Regions from separate parts of the Homo sapiens genome. Here all the other regions are linked to region 4. A link is a contact called in ENCODE Hi-C or POLR2A ChIA-PET data. All regions are on one chromosome and are shown on one strand. The core of a region is the stretch at or near the end of the contact, and the rest is flanking DNA. Distances in the headings are between cores, read along the strand shown. Region 1 holds the start of ZNF880 (zinc finger protein 880). Region 2 holds the start of ZNF836 (zinc finger protein 836). Region 3 holds the start of ZNF320 (zinc finger protein 320). Region 4 holds the start of ZNF83 (zinc finger protein 83). Region 5 holds the start of ZNF888 (zinc finger protein 888).

Region 1 (3,497 bases), core at 732-3,231, 270 kb after region 4:
TGAAGCTTTTGAACACCTCCCATGTGACAGGCACTTTCTAAATGTTGTACATGTACTAACGGCTATAACAACAAAAGCCCATAAAAGAACAATCTGTTCCCATCCTATTGAAGAGACAACTCTTTCTCAGACATTCTAAGAAACTTGCCCCAGGTGTGAAGGCTAAAAATGGCAGAGTAAGCGCCAGATCCCAGGAGTCTGGGCATTAGAATCAAACTTTAAGAATTAGGCCAGGCGTGGTGGCTCATGCCTGCAATCCCAGCACTTTGGGAGGCCAAGGCAGGTGGATCATTTGAGGTCAGGAGTTGAAGACCAGCCTAGCAAACATGGTGAAACCCCATCTCTACCGAAAATAAAAAAATTAGCCAGGCGTACTGGTGGGCACCTGTAATCCCAGCTACTTGGGAGGCCGAGGCAGGACAATCACTTGAACCCGGGAGGCAGAGTTTGCAGTGACCTGAGATGGTGCCACTGCACTCCAGCCTGGGTGACAAAGCGAGACTCCAGCCTGGGTGACAAAGAGAGACTCCATCTCAGAAAAAGAAAAAAAAAAACATCAAACAATAACAGATCAGCATCAAAAGTAAATTGACAGACAATGACCTAACTGAGTATAGTTAAAATAAGTTCCGGGATTAAAATCAAGAAACTGTCGCACATGTATCCCCATAACAGGTTACTATCCTTACAGCCATAGACTCACTATCATAACAGTGTAGAACAATTTTAAGGTCATGAAAATATATAAGATGTAATTTCAACTGTTAAAAGATATAAGACGTATATAAACTGATGATGCGCCTTTGATAAAAACAATAGACTTGCTCATCTGTGCACTCATCCACACACATCACATGTACACACTTATTCATATACATATATACATTCACACACATATACTCTAGTAAACATATATGTGACAACTGAAAGAGTTGTCTGTCAATAACCTCTTTTTTAGATATTTGTCTTTGTTCGTTTTTTAATGTGTCCAGGTTGCAGTGCAGTGGCTTATTCATGGCACACTACAGCCTTGAATTCCTGGCCTCAAATGACACCCTCTCCGAGTAACTCGAATGACAAGCGTGCACCACTGTGCCTGGCTGTCGTTGTTTTTGCAAATGTGCATTTCAGCATGTTTGCAACAATAAAAATGTATAAACTGTGCTCAATTCAGTTTATAAACATTATTTCAAACTATTTCAAAAAGTCAGACCATGTAAAAACATAGAAACGAGAATTCCAATCTCTATTAAATACCCGTACTGAAACATATGTTTCAAAAATTGAGATGGGGGTCTCACTATGTTGTCCAGAGTGGTCTCAAACTCCTGTGCTCAAGGAATTCTCCAGCCTGGGCCTCCGGAGAAGATGGAATTCCAGCCCCGGCCCATAAATATTAGGTTGGTGCAAAAGTGATCGCGGTTTGCCATTACTTTTGCACTAACCTAATTTTGTCCACTAAATATTTATTTAGGTGTTAGCAAAAGCCCAATGGAGGCTGAAACATCACAATCAGCAGTAAACATCAGATCGATTTCCTCTCATTTAAGGCACAGAAAAGGGGGCAGGCCTGTGAAAAGAGGGCGAGGCTTGGGGGACCGGAAAGACGTGGATCCATCTCGCGGGTGAGAACTTTACGCAGCGCGGGCCGTGTCTAGGGGTCACTGAAGGATTTGAAGCAGGCAAACTCCGCGACAGGAGCTGTCTACATGGCCCTGTGGTGAAAGACCGGGGACAGGACCAGCCTCCGAGCGATTTTAACACTCAGGGAAGCGACCGCCAGACTCTCATTAGAACGTCTGAGTTTAGTCGGGGTGGAGGGAGCGATGCGGGGATTTCAAGGTCTGTGTGACCCCTGAGATGCCGGGTACAGAAGCGCGAGGGGACTCAGCATCCCAGATTTAATCTAAACAAAGGGAAACTCACACGCCGCAGCATGACCGTCACTCCACGTAATCTGCTTCCGGGTCTCCAGGAAACTGCGCGCGCAGCTGAGAGGCGAGGCGAGGCCAGGCCCGGGTGGGATTGGGCGGAGCCTGCGCTTCCCTCCGCCTCGCTCCCAGCTCGTCTCGTTTTGGAGGCTAGACCTGCCGTGGAGACTGGAAGAACTCAGCTATCTGGAAATAGATTGTGTCCCGGCAGAGGGAAAGTTTGTTGATGATTAGATCCAGGAAAATTCCTGCTATTAAAATTAATTTTAAATCGGCTGTAGGGGCGCTCGCATGTGGTCCTAGCTACCCGGATGCTGAGGTGGGAGGATCGCTTGAGCCCATGAGGTGGAGGCTGCAGTGAGCCGAGGTCGTGCGCTGCACTCCCGCCTGGGCATGAGAGAGAAACCTTGCGCCTAATAAATACATAATCATAAATAACAAATTGGAAATAAATAATTAAAATAAATAAATATAAATGAATAATAAACACTAGTTTCCGGAATTTTAAAGTCCTTGAATTGTTTATGAAGGGGATGCAAATTAAAATATGAAATGCAAAACCCTGCCAGGGCGGAATGTGCAATTTCCTTTTTTTTTTTTTTTTTTTTTTGGAGACAGAGTTTCGTTCTTTTGCCCAGGCTGGAGTGAAGTGGCGCGATCTCGGCTCACTGCAACCTCCGCCGCCTGGGTTCAAGCGATTCTCCTGCCTCAGTCTCCCGAGTAGCTGGGATTACAGGCGCCCACCACCACACCGGGCTACTTTTTTGTACTTTTAATAGAGACAGGGTTTCTCCATGTTGGCCAGGCTGGTCTTGAACTCCTGACCTCGTGATCCGCCTGCCTTGGCCTCCCAAAATGTTGGGATTACAGGCGTGAGCCACCGCACCCGGCCAAGTTTTTTTTTTTTTTTCATATTTATATTAATCCTAGTGTATACCTGCCATTGTCTTATGGACATACTCAGGTCACAACTTTTTTTTTTTTTTTTTTTTTTTTTTTGAGATGGTCTCCCTCTGTCTTTCAGGCTGAAGTGCAGACAGCTCACTGACTGCAGCCTCGACCTCCTGGCATCAAGTGATCCTCCCATCTCAGCCTCCCAAGTAGCTGGGACTACAGGCACACGCCACAATGCCCAGTCCCATGTCACAAAATTTTGTCTCCAAACAGCACTCATTTATTTGTCCCCTAAAGTTTTCACCAGAGCAAAACAGGGAAGAAATGTATTAAACATAGAATTTGGAGGCAATGTAGGAAAAAAATGTAAAAATATATATACATACAAAAAATATAAAAATATACATGCTAGGTGTGAATTGTAACTAAGTTTCCAGTATGGGTAGTGGGTATCCCCGCCCCAGCCCTACCCTTTAGCAATCATGACACCCCAAGCCAGTCACCTATCCCAGTTCTCTGAAGCCACTTTTGGACCAGCTGGAAAAGTATACCCTGCTTTCCCCCACAGAGCCTCATTATATAATAAACACTCTCAAACCATATCAGTGTATGGGATCATCATTCTCAAGATCCAAGCCAAACCTTAGGGGGACTTCAAACAAGTTCCAGAAG
Region 2 (3,140 bases), core at 500-2,999, 470 kb after region 4:
AACTTCTGAGCTCAAGTGATCCATCCACCTTGACCTCCCAAAGTGCTGGGATTACAGGCATGAAGCACTGCTTCCAGCCAAATTTCCTCTTATCAAAACATCAGTCAGATTGCATCAGAGCCCATTCTAACAAGCTTAGTTTAACTTAATAGCCTCTAAATGCCCTATTTCAAAATACAGTCATATTCTGAGGTACTGGGTGTTAGAACTTAAAGACAATGATTTATTTTATTTTATTTATTTATTTATTTTTTGAGACAGAGTCTCGCTTTGCCGCCCAGGCTGGAGTGCAGTGGCTGGATCTCGGCTCACTGCAAGCTCCGCCTCCTGGGTTCACGCCATTCTCCTGCCTCTGCCTCCGGAGCAGCTGGGACCACACGCACCCGCCACCACGCCCGGCTAATTTTTTGCATTTTTAGTAGAGACAGGGTTTCACCGTGTTAACCAGGATGGTCTCGATCTCATGACCTTGTGATCCGCCCGCCGCGGCCTCCCAAAGTGCTGGGATTATAGGCATGAGCCACCGCGCTTGGCCAACAATGATTTTTTAGGGACGTGATTCAGCTCATAACATTCTGTACTCTGGACTCCCAAAATTCATGTCCTTCTCACATGCAAGATCCCTTCACCCCCATCCTAACATCTCAAAAGTCTTATTATTATTATTTTTTGAGACAGAGTCTCACTCTGTTGCCCTGGCAGCAGTTCAGTGGTGCAAAGACAACTCATTGCAGCCTTGATCCCCTGGGCTCAAGAGATCCTCCCACCTCAGCCTCCCAAATAGCTGTGACTATAGGCGTGAGCCACCATGCCTGGCTAATTTTTGTATTTTTTGTAGAGACAAGGGTCTTACTATGTTGCCCCAGGTTGGTCTTGAATTCTTGAGCTCAAGCAATCCTTCCACCTTGGCCTCCCAAAGAGCTGGGATTACAGGCCAGAGCCACTGCTCCTGGCCCATTTCAAAAGTCTTAATCCATTTCAGTATCAAACTCTAAGGCCCAAATATTACCCAAATATTATCTGAATCACATATGGGTGAGACTCAAAGTGTGGTTCATCCTGAGGCAAAATTTCTGTCCAGCTGTGAAACTGTGAAGCCAAAGAAGCTATTTGCTTCCAAAATACAATGGTGGGACAGGCACAGGATAGACCGTCAGCCCTGGAAACCACCCTTCTACTCTGTTACTGTAATTTTGATGTTTGTAGATTGCACATGTAAGTAAGCACATGCAGGATTTGTCTTTCTGTGTCTAGCACATTTCGCTTAGCATAATGTCTTCAGGGTTCCTGGATCCAGCCACGGCTGCACATCAGATCTTCACGGAGATCCTAGTTCCCTGACTACTGAGTAACTTCAGCCTTAACTGGCTTCAGCCTCACTGGCAAGACCCGATGGAGTCCACCAGGCTCGCAAAAATCGATTTTGACTTAAATCAGTTCAACTTGACAAGAAGAAAACATCTTAGTTTCCAACAGAAGTGGACCACAACTTTAAGCTTTGACCTTAAAGTCTAAAACATTAACTTAAAATAGGCAGGAAGCAACGCTGCTTCACAGGACAAGAAATAGTCACAAATACTCCTAAATCGGGAGAACAAAGACTTGCTGGGTGGAAGGCAGAGCGAATAACAGGCCCCGCCCACCAAACAGGTCCCGCCCACACCGCCCGTCCCGCTTAGCCCACCTGGCCCCGCCCACTACCGCATCAGCCTTGCCCCACCCTTTCAGGGTTCCCAAATCTGGCCAGTCTTTCTGCCCTTTCCCTTGCGGGTCGCACCCCGCCCAGGCCCCTCTCCCGCCCCAGGTCTCTCAGTCTTTTTTCTCAGGGCGTGTAGCTTCCTGCACACCCGGAAGCAGATCGCGCGGGGAAAAGATCACAGCGCTGCGCGTCAGTTTCCGTCTACCTGGACTAAACATTTGCTTCGCCCCGTCTGCCTGAATCGAACGTGCACTTGGCAGTCTTCCCTTGTCCATACCCGTTTCCTGGGGATCGCTACGGACCTTAAAATACCAGCAACAGCCCCTTCGCCCCAAGTAAGTCTGATAATTGCTTCCCTTTCGGTTTAAAAATCTCTCTGAGGCTGTTCCTTGCTCCCTGCCTTTCTGCCTTAGGACCATGTAGACAACCCCACTCAGGTCGTGTTCCTGCTTAAAACCCTTACTGACCTCTGCTTCGGCCCTGCGCCAAGTCGAGTCCTCACTCGGGAGGTGGATTCCCGCCCGTTGCGACCCCGGAGCTTCTCCGTCGTCAGCCCCTGGAGGGGAGCGCCCGCCGTCCGGCTCCTGAAGGAGTCGCTTCTCCTCCCAGGTCCTGGGATTCTGCAGACCCTCCCTGTCCTGAGACACCGTACCCCCTGCCACCTTGTGTCCTCCTCACGCCGGGTCCTTTCGCTCCCCAGGCTTCCCCTTCACAGCCACTGCTTTTCTCGATCCCCCCCTTGGGGGAGGTCACCTGAGTCTTGTGACACCCAGTGTTCTTCCTTCCCAAATTTTACTCCACTGGAAAATATGCTTTTCCGGGAGGTGGGCATCCTATTCCTCCCCTTTCTTACTGAATGTGTGGGTGAGAGGGATCAGGAGAGGAAAAGAAGGGGAGCGACGGAGCAAAAGGAAAGACCGAATAGAAGAGAATGAGGGAGACCCATAAATACACGGCAAAATGGATGATAATTTAGGGATTTGCAAAGAGACAGCAAGAGTGAAAGAGAACGAATGGAGAAAGAAGCAGGGGGAGGAAAGCACACAGAGAAATTTAGAAAAAAAGGGGGACCTTCAGAGAGATGAAAGGCAGCAAAATAGAGTGGGGCGGCAAAGGAGGAGGCACTGCAGACAGACAGTGGGGAGAAGGTGAAAGAGTTGGAGCCGCAGCCGACAGAGCTACGTGGTGCTGGGACTGAAAGAGAGGGAGAGAGGGCAGTGGGTGACAAGCAGAGTAGAGGGAGAACCACAGCAGGGAGGAAGCCTAGGGAGTTGGGGGTGCTAGAGAGTGGGAACAAAGGAGGTGTAACAGGTAAGAGGGAATTTTAACAAGGAGAGCAGAGAGGGAGCTCAGATGGGGAAAAAGAGGCGGAAATACGTGGAGATTGGGGACAATCAGAAAGATTGGGGAGAAAGAGCTACGAGAGGTGAAGTAAGTTGCA
Region 3 (3,353 bases), core at 498-2,997, 260 kb before region 4:
TTGTTGTCTACACATAGATCATCAGAGGAAAGTAGTTGAAGACATAGTTAAAAATATAACAAAACTGACACATGTACCCGTACAGGTGTGGCACGGACTCAATCCAGGAGCCATGTTTAAAAATTAGTTCCCAGCAATAGGAGGATTTAAAACTCTTATAATAAGAGTTATAATAGTAATAAAAAGCTGCTTACTGCTCTCTTGTTTGCTACCTGTACCTCTTCAAATGATAAAAAGCTTCATCGCTACCTTAGTTCACCAAAATGATTCAGCACAAGTGTACTATATGAATCACTATCAATCTATTACACAAAAAGACATAAGTAGCAAAAACAAGAGTAAGAACTCCCACTAATAAAAAGTGAGACTCTCAAAAAGAAGAAATAAAGGAAGACAGAGACCCTCTCATATTGTTTTATACTCAGTACCTGTTTTAAGAAAAAACAACAAGAAAGTAAAACCAAAGACAGGCAGCCCCGGGGCCAGGCCCGAAACCAGGCCTGGGCCTGCCTGGCCTAAACCCAGTAGTTAAAAATCAACTTATGGCTTAGAACCCAATGTTATTCATAGATTCCAGACATTGTATAGAAGAACATTGTAAAACTCCCCGCTCTGTTCTGTTTCTCTCTGACCACCGGTGCATGCATCCCCTGTCACGTACCGCCTGCTCGCTCAAATCAATCACGACCCTTTCATGTGAAATCTTTAGTGTTGTGAACCCTTAAAAAGGACAGAAATTGTGCATTCAGGGAGCTCGGATTTCAAGGCAGTAGATTGCTGACGCTCCCAGCTGAATAAAGCCCTTCCTTCTACAACTCAGTGTCTGAGAAGTTTTGTCTGCCGCTAGCCCTGCTACACACTGTTACAATGTCAATGCTTTTTTTAAAAATCCCTTTTTTTCTTATTGAGGCGGAGGAAGGAGCTCTGGGGTAGAGGGTCTTACTTTGTCGCCCACGCTGGCCTGGACCTCCGGGCTCAGCGGTCTTGCGGCTCCTGCTTCCTGAGTAGCCGGGACCCCAGACTCGCCACCTCGCCCACATCCCTGCTGTGTTTAAGCAGGAGGTGGTGACCTCACTCCTCCCTGGCCTGAGGCCTCCGCTCCGCACCCCAGGCGGTGGCCCTGAGGAAGTCTCTGGAGCTGAGCACAGGGTGGATTCTCCCACCCCAGTGAATGGAAAATAGAAAGGGAGAGGATTTGCTATTCTGTTCTGTGGGCCGTCAGCAGGAAATTGGAGGTTTCGCTGAGGCAGAGCTTTGTATTTCGCATTCTAGTTTGCATTCCTTCCCTTGACAACTTCCAGATTTTGGACATAAATTGCTAAAATTAATTTCAATAGCAAGGAACTTTCCTGGGTCCAATGACCGCCTCACGTTGACTTCTCAGGGAGGTACTATTTCAATGACTGCTGAGCTGCTCCAGCCTCACTGGCGGCTTTCGCCTCCAAAACCTGGAAAAAAGGCGCAGAGAGCGAGATGGAGGAAAGCTCAGGACCCACCCGCTTCTCGCCCCCGCCGACCCCTCATAGCCCAGGACTCTTCTCCCAGCCAGGCCCCTTGTTTCTCAACCCCGCCCCGGCCTTGTTCAGGCCCCGCCCACCTCTTCGCGTCTCATCCCGGCCTAGTCCAGGCCCCGCCTACCTTCTCGGGGGTCCCGCCCAGGCCTGGCCTCTGTCCTGCGCTGATTGGCATAGACCCGGAAGCGGATGGCAGGGACTGAAGGTCACACCACAGCGCGTGAGTTTCGCTCTGTTTTATGTGTGCTTCCCAGTCCTGTGGTGCTGCTATACCGGGGACGTTGAGTCCCCACAGACCTGGAAATTGCGGCCCCTCTTTCTCAACCCAGAGCAAATTGAGACGTCCGGGTGAGAGTCCGTGAGTCCCTTCGAGTTTAAAGTGGCCCTGAGGCAGGTCCCGTCCTCGGTCTTTCTGCAGTGGGGTCGTGCAGACACCTCCTATCGCGGAATTTTCCTTCTCAAAACCCTTCCTGACCTGTCCTCCCGCCTCGCGCTGTTTCAAGTCCTCACCCGCGAGCTGGATTCCAGCCCTAGGCGCCTCCCACCGTCGCTCTCGGCGGCTTCAGGAGCGCCGCGCCTCAACCCCGGTTCCCGGGAGGCCGCGTCCTCTGCCTGGTCCTAAGATCCTGCAGACGCCACCCCTGTCCGAAGGCTCCGTCGCTCCCCACCTCCCTCCTTGTGCGGTGTTGCTACCTAGTTCCAACTCCTGGAAAACGAATATATGCAATCAAGAAAGCACTCCACAGAGGGGAGTGGGCCCGAGCCAGCGTCTCCGGGGACCCGTTTAGAAAGTTTTAGGGGGTTAAAGTATTTATTTTGAGGTCCCTATGGGCTACCCCTTATCTGGATGAAGGATTTTTGGCCCTTGGCCAACGAAATGCTGAGGTGAATTGGCCCGAGGCCGGAGCAGATGGGTGCCCTATGCAGATGAAGGTGTGGCCGGTGCTTGGCCATGGCCACTCCTGGGCTCTTTCCCTTTCTGAGACGTGGTGGAAGGAGGAGGGCGGTAGGGACAGCGGCCTTTGATCCTTTGTTACTCCGGATGGGGAGATGGGGTTTTTCCTTTTTGTCTAGTTTTAGAAAGTTTGCCTTAATTGGCCTTAGATTCGCTGCCCCCAGACCCAGGACCCAGGTATTTCTTTTTTATTCTTTTTTATTGGAGATGGGGTCTCACTCTGTTGCCCAGGCGGGAGAGCGGTGACAGGATCACAGCTCACTGCATCATCAACATCCTATGCTCAAGCGATCCTGTCACCTCAGCCTGCAGAGTAGCTGGGACCACAGCCGCGCGCCACCACACCGCGCTAATTTTTGTGTACTTGGTAGAGACGGGCTTTTGCCTTGTTGCTCAGGCTGGTCTCCAACTCCAGGGCTCAAGCGATCCAGCTGTATCGCCCTCCCAAAATGCTGGAATTACAGGCATGAGCCACCATGCCCGCCTTGTTTCTTAATTAAAAAATAAATAAATAAAAATAAAGGCCGTGTGCAATGGCTCATGCCTGTAATCCCAGCACTTTGGGAGGCCAAGGCGGGCAGATCACCTGAGGTCAGGAGTTCGAGACCAGCCTAGTCAACATGGCGAAATCTCGTGTCGAATAAAATACAGAAATTAGCCAGGTGTGATGTCGGGCGCCTGTAATCCCAGCTACTCAGGAGGCTGAGGCAGCAGAATCCCTTGGACAGGGAGGGGGAGGTTGCAGTGAGCTGAGATCATGCCACTGCACTCCAGCCTGGGGTGACAGAGCGAGACTCCGTCTGAAAAAAGTAAGATAACTACTTTTCAAATAAGCTTTGGTAGAATCTTATGAGCTCACATCATTGTTTTCCAACTATGATATG
Region 4 (3,043 bases), core at 65-2,564:
AGGCAGTCAGATCACTTGAAGTCAGAAGTTCGAGACCAGCCTAGCCAATATAGTGAAACCTCGTTTGTATCGAAAATACAAAAATTAGCCGGGCATGGTTGTGCGCGTCTGTAATGTCAACTACTCCGGAGGCTGAGACAGGAAAATCGGTTCAACCCAGGAGGCAGAGGCTGCAGTGAGCCCAGATCTCGCCACCGCATTCCAGCCTGGCCAAAAAAGAAAACTCTGCCTCAAAAAAAAAAAAAAAAAAAAATAGAAAAAACTAAATATATAAAAGAAAATAAGCCGGGCGCGGTGGCTCACACCTGTAATCCCAGCACTTTGGGAGGCCGAGGCGGGCGGATTACTTGAGGTCGGAAATTTGAGACCAACCTGACCAACATGGAGAAATCCCATCTCTACTAAAAATACAAAATTAGCAGGGCATGGTGGCACATCCCTGTGATCCCAGCTACTTGGGAGATAGAGGCATGAGAATCGATTGAACCTGGGAGACAGAGATCGCGCCATTGCACTCCAGCCTGGTCAACTAGAGCAAAACTCCATCTCAAGAAACAAAAAAAGAAACTGATAGATCTCTTACACAAATACGCTGGGACAACTAACTGGATATCCACGTGGAAAAGAATAATGTTGGATCCCTATGTAACATCATCAAAAATTTTATTATAAAAAAGAAAAGAGAGAGAGAGACGAGGAAGGGAGCCCTGCGGGAGGGGGTGTTACTTTGTCGCCCAGGCTGGCCTGAACTCCCAGGCTCGGCGATCCTCCCGCCGCTGCTTCCTGAATAGCTGGGACCTCAGGCTCCCACTCCCGCGCCCATATCCCAGCTGTGTTTAAGCCGCAGGTGGTGACCTCACCCATCCTTGGCCTGAGCACTCCATCCTGCATCTCAGGCAGTGGCCTGAGTCTCTAAAGCTGAGCACAGCGTGGACTCTCTCCCAAGTGAATGGAGAATAGAAAGGGAGAGGATTTCTATTCGGTTCTGTGGGCTATCAGCATGAAATTGTACCTTCCGCCCAGGCAGGGCTTTGCATTTCACATTCTAGTTTGCATCCCCGTTCCAGATAATTCCAGGGCTTTTGAATCATGCCTCAGCCTTCCTGGCCGGTCTCGCCTCCAAAACCCGAAAAATGCCTCTGCGCTGGGAACGATGCTGAGAGACTCACAGGTCCCGCCCTGGCCCCGCCCACTGCTGGTTCTAAAGGGGAAAGTCTCTCGGCTTCCCACCCCGCCCCTACCTCATCCAGGCCCCGCCCACCTCGCGGGCCCCGCCCAGACCTGGCTTCTGTACTGCGCGCGCACATGCGCGCAAACCCGGAAGCGGATTATGTGGAGTGAAAGTTACACCGTGGCGGTGAGTTTCGCTCTTCTATTAAGTCTGCGCTTACCAGGTCCCCGGCGCTGCTGTACCTGAGACGTGGGGTCCCCACAGACCTGGAAATTCTCTCCCTTCTTCCTTCACCCAGGACAAATTGAGACGTCCCCATGAGAGTCCGGATATCGCTTCCTTTTGGGTTTAAAGTCGCCCTGAGGCTGGGCTGTCCCCGGTCTTTCTGCTGTAGGGCGATGTATACACTTCCTGTCGCGTAGTTTTCCTGCTCAAAACTGTTTTCTGACTCCTCCCGCCCCTCGCTTTTTAAAGTCCTCACCCGAGAGCTGGATTCCCGCCCTGGGCGCCTCCCACCCTCGCCTTCGTAGGCCACTGGAGCGCAGCGCCAGGGCCCCAGTCCCAGGGAGGCCGCGTACTTTGCCTGGTCCTGGAATCCTGCAGACCCCAACCTTGTCTTAAGGCGCCGTCTCCCCCCCACCTCCCTCCTCGTGGCGGGCCCTGCTGCTCCACAGGTCTCTCCTCCACAGTCACCTCTTCCCCTGAACCCGCGTTGGGGAGGTACCCGGGGCCTGTCCTGTGACACGGGGTGTTCTTGCCTGCCCAGCTCCAGCCCCCGGAAAACGAGCTCCTCCGGGATGCAGGCGTCTTATCCAAACCCTCCTGTGATTGTGTCGGCCAAAGGCATTGGGAGACAGAGCAGTAGAAAAGCTGAGACAGAGAAAAGAATGAGAAAGACCCATAACAGAGGGCAAAGTAGAGGGTGGGTGATGGATTTGTCAAGAGACAGCAAAAGTGAAAAGAAAAAAAAAGAAAGCAGGAGGAGAAAAGTAACTGGAGAAACGTAGAGAAACCTAGATGTACAGAGAGATGAAGGACAGCAAGGTAGGGAGAGGGGCAGCAAAGAGGGAATCTCATCAGAGTGAGGGAGAGGAGGAGGGATTTGGAGCCAGGGCAGACAGAGCAGAGTGGTGCTGGTGGCAAGGAGAACAGAGGGAGAACCACAGCAGGGAGGACACCTGGGGATCTGTGGTTCCACATATTGGGGACAGGGGGTATAACAGGGAAGACGGAATTTAACAGGGAGAGCAGAGGATGCACAGAGATGGGAGAAGAGGCGGAAATATATCAAGATTGAGGACGATAGAACGATTGGGGAGAAGGAACAGCAAGAAGTTAGGTAAGTTGCGAGGATGGAGCAGAAGAGGTGGAAGAGAAGGAATAGAGGGAAGAAGGGGATAAACAGCAGGAGAGGAGAGGGGTACAAAATGAGGAGCAGAATGCCAGGTAAAAAGAAAAGAAAACAAGAGCTAGAGAGAGAAGGGGAGAATGAGAGATATGTACACAATTAGGGAGGGAAGCACAGTAATGAAGAAAGATGGGCTGGGCGCAGTGGCTTACGCCTGTAATCCCAGCACTTTAGGAGACTGAGGCAAGAAGATTGCTTGAGTACAGGAGTTCGAGTCTAGCTTGGGCAACATAGTGAGACCCCCATCTCTACCAAAAAAAAAAAAAAACAACCGGGCATGATAGTGTGCACCTGTAATCCCAGCTACTCTGAAGGCCGAGGCAGAAGGATCACTTGAACCCAGGAGGTCCAGGCTGCAGTGAGCCGAGATCATGTCACTGCACTCCAGCCTGGTCAACAGAGCAAGACCCTGTCTCAAAAGAAAAAAAGGGGCGGAGGACTTTGGGTTTAGATGAGTGGGTGAG
Region 5 (3,232 bases), core at 116-2,615, 290 kb before region 4:
AGAGGCTGCAGTGAGCCGAGATCTTGCCAATGCACTCCAGCCTGGGTGACAGAGAAATACTCTGTCTCAAAAAAAAAAAAGAAAAAGAAAAAAAAGTAAATAAAAAAAAGAAACTAATAGATGTCATCCACAATTGTGCTGGGACAACTAACTGGATATCCACATGGAAAAGAATAAAGTTGGATCCCTATCTCACACAATGAAAATTTTATTTTAAAAATTAAAAAAAAAAGAGATGAGGAAGGGATCCCTGCGGCAGGGGGTGTTACTTTGTCACTCAGGCTGGCTTGGACCTCCGGGCTCAATGATCCTCCCGCCACTGCTTCCTGAGTAGCTGGACCTCAGGCTCCCGCCCCCACTTCCACATTTCTGCTGTGTTTAAGTAGCAGGTGGTGACCTCACTCCTCCCTGGCCTGAACACTCCCTCCGGCATCCCAGGCGGTGGCCCTAGGGAAGTCTCTGAAGCTGAGCACAGGGTGGACTCTCCCTCCGAAGCAAATGGAGAATAGAAAGGGAGAGATTTCTATTCTGTTCTGTGTACCATCAGCATGAGATCGTACTTTCTGCCTAGGCAGGGCTTTGCATTTCACGTTCTAGTTTGCATCCCTGTTCCAGACAATTCCAGGGCTTTTGAATCATGCCTCAGCCTTCCTGGCCACTCTTGCCTCCGGTGTAGCAGGACGAGCCACAGACAAAACCTCTCAGACACCGAGTTGTAGAAGGAAGGGCTTTATTCAGCTGGGAGCATCGGCAAGCTGCCTTAAAATCCGAGCTCCCCGGGTGCACAATTTCTGTCCCTTTTAAGGGCTCACAACACTAAAGATTTCACATAAAAGGGTCGTGATTGAGCAATCTAGGGGATACGTAACAGGGACTACAGTCCCAGATATATACACAGGGGTTTCGTGCACTGGTAGAGAGAAACAGAACAGGGCAGGGAGTTTCATAATGTTCTTCTATACAATGTCTGGAATCTATGAAAAACATTGGTTTCTAAGTTATGAGTTGATTTTTAACTATTGGGTTTAGGCCAGGCAGGCCCAGGCCTGGTTTTGGGCGTGGCGCAGGGCTGCCTGTCTTCGGTTTTACTTCCTTGTTGTTTTTTTTCTTAAAACAGGTACTGAGTATAAAACAATATAAAACAATATGAGAGGGTCTGTCTCTTCCCTCACCAAAACCCGAAAAACAGCGGCTAGGTACGCGGCTGAGAGAAGCACAGATCCGCCCCCGCCCCGCGTCTGCCGGTTCTACAGGGCAGGTCTCTCCGCCTGGCGCCCCGCCCCTACCTCGCCCAGGCCCCGCCCCTACCTCGCCCAGGCCCCGCCCACCTCGTTGGCTCCACGGAGGCCTGGCTTCTGTCCTGTGCTTGTAGATTCGCCCGGACCAGGAAGCGGATCGCGTGGACTGGAAGTCACACTGCGGCGGTGAGTTTTGCTCTGTGTTGTATTGAGGCTGTGCCTCCAGGTCCCCGGCAATTCTGTACCTGGGATGTGGGGTCTCCACAGACCTGGAAATTCTCGCCCTTCTTCCTTCAACAAGAGCAAATGGAGACATTCCCCTAGGAGTCCGGAAGTCACTTCCTTTTGGGTTTAAAGTCGCCCTGAGGCTGCCCTGTCCTCGGTCTTTTTGCTATAGGGCAATGTATACAGTTTGTATCGCGTAGTTTTCCCGTTCACAACCGTTTGTTGACTCCTCCCACCCCGCGCTTTTTAAAGTCCTCACCCGAGAGGTGGATCCCTGCTCTGGCGCTTCCCAGCCTCACCCTCGTCGGCCCCTGGAGCCCAGCGCTGACACCACAGTCCCAGGGAGGCCGCGTTCTCTGCCCGGTGGTGGGATCCTGCGGACCCCACCCTTGTCCGAAGGCGTCATCTCCCCCCCACCTCCCTCCTCATGCCGGGCCCTGTTGCTCCCCAAGTCTCCCCTCCGCAGTCACCGCTTTCCCTGAGCCCGCGTTGGGGAGGTACCCGGGGCCTGTCCTGTGACACGGGGTGTTCTTGCCTGCCCAGCTCCAGCCCCTGGAAAATGCGCTTCTCTGGGATGCAGGCGTCTTACTCCAAACCCTCCTGTGATTGTGTGGGCCAAAGGGATCAGGAGACAGAGAGAGGGAATCAGAGAGCAGTAGAAAACCTGAGACAGATAAAAGAAGAAGGAGAAAGACCCATAACAGATGGCAAAGTAGGGGATGGTCAGGGATTTGCCAAGAGACAGCAAAAGTGAAAAAACAAAAGATAACAAAGCAGGAGGAGAAAAGCAACTGGAGAAATGTAGAGAAAAGCTGGATGTACAGAGAGATGAAGGACAGACAGCAAGGTAGGGAGAGGGGCAGCAAACAGAAAGGCTCATGAGAATGAGGGAGAGGAGGAGGGATTTGGAGCCAGGGCAGACAGAGCAGAGTGGTGCTGGTGGCAAGGAGAACAGAGGGAGAACCACAGCAGGGAGGACACCTGGGAAATCTGGGGTGCCAGAGAGTGGGGCCAGGGGGGTATAACGGGGAAGAGAGAATTTAACAGGGAGAGCTCAGGAGAGATGGGAGAAGAGGTGGAAATCTATGGACATTGAGAACAATCTAAAGATTGGGGAAAAGGAGCAACAAGAGGTTAAATAAGCTGTGGATGGAGTCCAGCTAATTTTTGTATTTTTAGTAGAGACAGGATTTCACCATGTTGGCCAGGCTGGTCTCAAACTCCTGACTTCAGGTGATCCACCTGCCTCGACCTCCCAAAGTGCTGGGAATACAGGTGTGAGCCATCACACCTGGCCACCTATGTATTCTTGAATGAAAAAAGTTACTTCTGTCTTAGTTCAACAGCTGACTCTCTTTCCCTGTTTTCTTTTCTTTCTTTCTTTCTTTCTTTTCTTTTATGAGATGCAGTTTTGCTCTTGTTGCCCAGGCTGAAGTGCAATGGCACGATCTTGGCTCACTGCAATCGCCACCTCCCTGGTTCAAGTGATTCTCCTGCCTCAGCCTTGCTGAGTAGCTGGGATTACAGCCATTCGCCACCATGCCTGGATAATTTTTGTATTTTCAGTAGAAACGGGGTTCCTCCATGTAGGTCAGGCTGGTCTACAATTGCTGAACTCAGGTGATCCACCTACCTCGGCCTCCCTATTTTCAAGGTCAATAGCTGTGTGTTTACACTTTTGCATTTTGTAAATGTTACTGTAATTTTCTTGTAAGGAAAAATTAAATGTTAGGAATTAATGGCATCAGAACCTTGCAAAAGAAGTTTCT

What was found. Hi-C counts contacts between places; a loop is a spot of excess contacts on that map. ChIA-PET counts read pairs that join two places held with the same protein, here RNA polymerase II (POLR2A). Pooled maps may share reads with other maps.
Region 1: a loop to region 4 is called in a pooled map, with 18 times the contacts of the local background. The contact joins the promoter of ZNF880 here to the promoter of ZNF83 in region 4. A Hi-C loop is called at or near these places in 9 of 50 pooled maps. POLR2A ChIA-PET finds 5 or more read pairs at or near these places in 4 of 52 experiments (CD4-positive, alpha-beta T cell, H1, activated CD8-positive, alpha-beta memory T cell and 1 more).
Region 2: a loop to region 4 is called in a map with no recorded cell type, with 10 times the contacts of the local background. The contact joins the promoter of ZNF836 here to the promoter of ZNF83 in region 4. A Hi-C loop is called at or near these places in 1 of 37 single-sample maps with no recorded cell type and 10 of 50 pooled maps. POLR2A ChIA-PET finds 5 or more read pairs at or near these places in 4 of 52 experiments (CD4-positive, alpha-beta T cell, HepG2, OCI-LY7 and 1 more).
Region 3: a map of B cell shows a loop between it and region 4 (14-fold over the local background). The contact joins the promoter of ZNF320 here to the promoter of ZNF83 in region 4. A Hi-C loop is called at or near these places in 3 of 168 maps with a recorded cell type or tissue (B cell and naive thymus-derived CD4-positive, alpha-beta T cell), 4 of 37 single-sample maps with no recorded cell type and 12 of 50 pooled maps. POLR2A ChIA-PET finds 5 or more read pairs at or near these places in 1 of 52 experiments (activated T-cell).
Region 5: a loop to region 4 is called in a pooled map, with 8 times the contacts of the local background. The contact joins the promoter of ZNF888 here to the promoter of ZNF83 in region 4. A Hi-C loop is called at or near these places in 1 of 37 single-sample maps with no recorded cell type and 8 of 50 pooled maps. POLR2A ChIA-PET finds 5 or more read pairs at or near these places in 1 of 52 experiments (endothelial cell of umbilical vein).

The regions. Positions count from the first base shown.
Region 1 is chr19:52,368,407-52,371,903 of GRCh38, reverse strand. It overlaps ZNF880 (zinc finger protein 880), which reads right to left and starts at 1,981. Exons shown (of 4, transcript NM_001145434.2): 1 at 1,927-1,981. The coding sequence starts at 1,938. RefSeq lists enhancers at 1,540-1,679, 1,880-1,989, 2,000-2,299.
Region 2 is chr19:52,170,230-52,173,369 of GRCh38, reverse strand. ZNF836 (zinc finger protein 836) reads left to right here and starts at 1,749. Exons shown (of 5, transcript NM_001102657.3): 1 at 1,749-2,034. RefSeq lists a silencer at 1,581-1,630 and an enhancer at 2,211-2,350.
Region 3 is chr19:52,896,029-52,899,381 of GRCh38, reverse strand. It overlaps ZNF320 (zinc finger protein 320), which reads left to right and starts at 1,747. Exons shown (of 6, transcript NM_001351774.2): 1 at 1,747-1,862. RefSeq lists enhancers at 1,733-1,812, 2,013-2,212.
Region 4 is chr19:52,636,626-52,639,668 of GRCh38, reverse strand. It overlaps ZNF83 (zinc finger protein 83), which reads left to right and starts at 1,314. Exons shown (of 3, transcript NM_018300.4): 1 at 1,314-1,357. It also overlaps the pseudogene LOC124904757. RefSeq lists a silencer at 1,067-1,266 and enhancers at 1,477-1,596, 1,350-1,867, 1,868-2,386.
Region 5 is chr19:52,921,561-52,924,792 of GRCh38, reverse strand. It overlaps ZNF888 (zinc finger protein 888), which reads left to right and starts at 1,365. Exons shown (of 5, transcript NM_001393938.1): 1 at 1,365-1,424. It overlaps ZNF888-AS1 (ZNF888 antisense RNA 1), which reads right to left and starts at 1,444. Exons shown (of 2, transcript NR_186336.1): 1 at 1,329-1,444; 2 at 714-1,120. RefSeq lists enhancers at 983-1,152, 1,433-1,482, 972-1,703, 1,704-2,437 and a silencer at 1,243-1,292.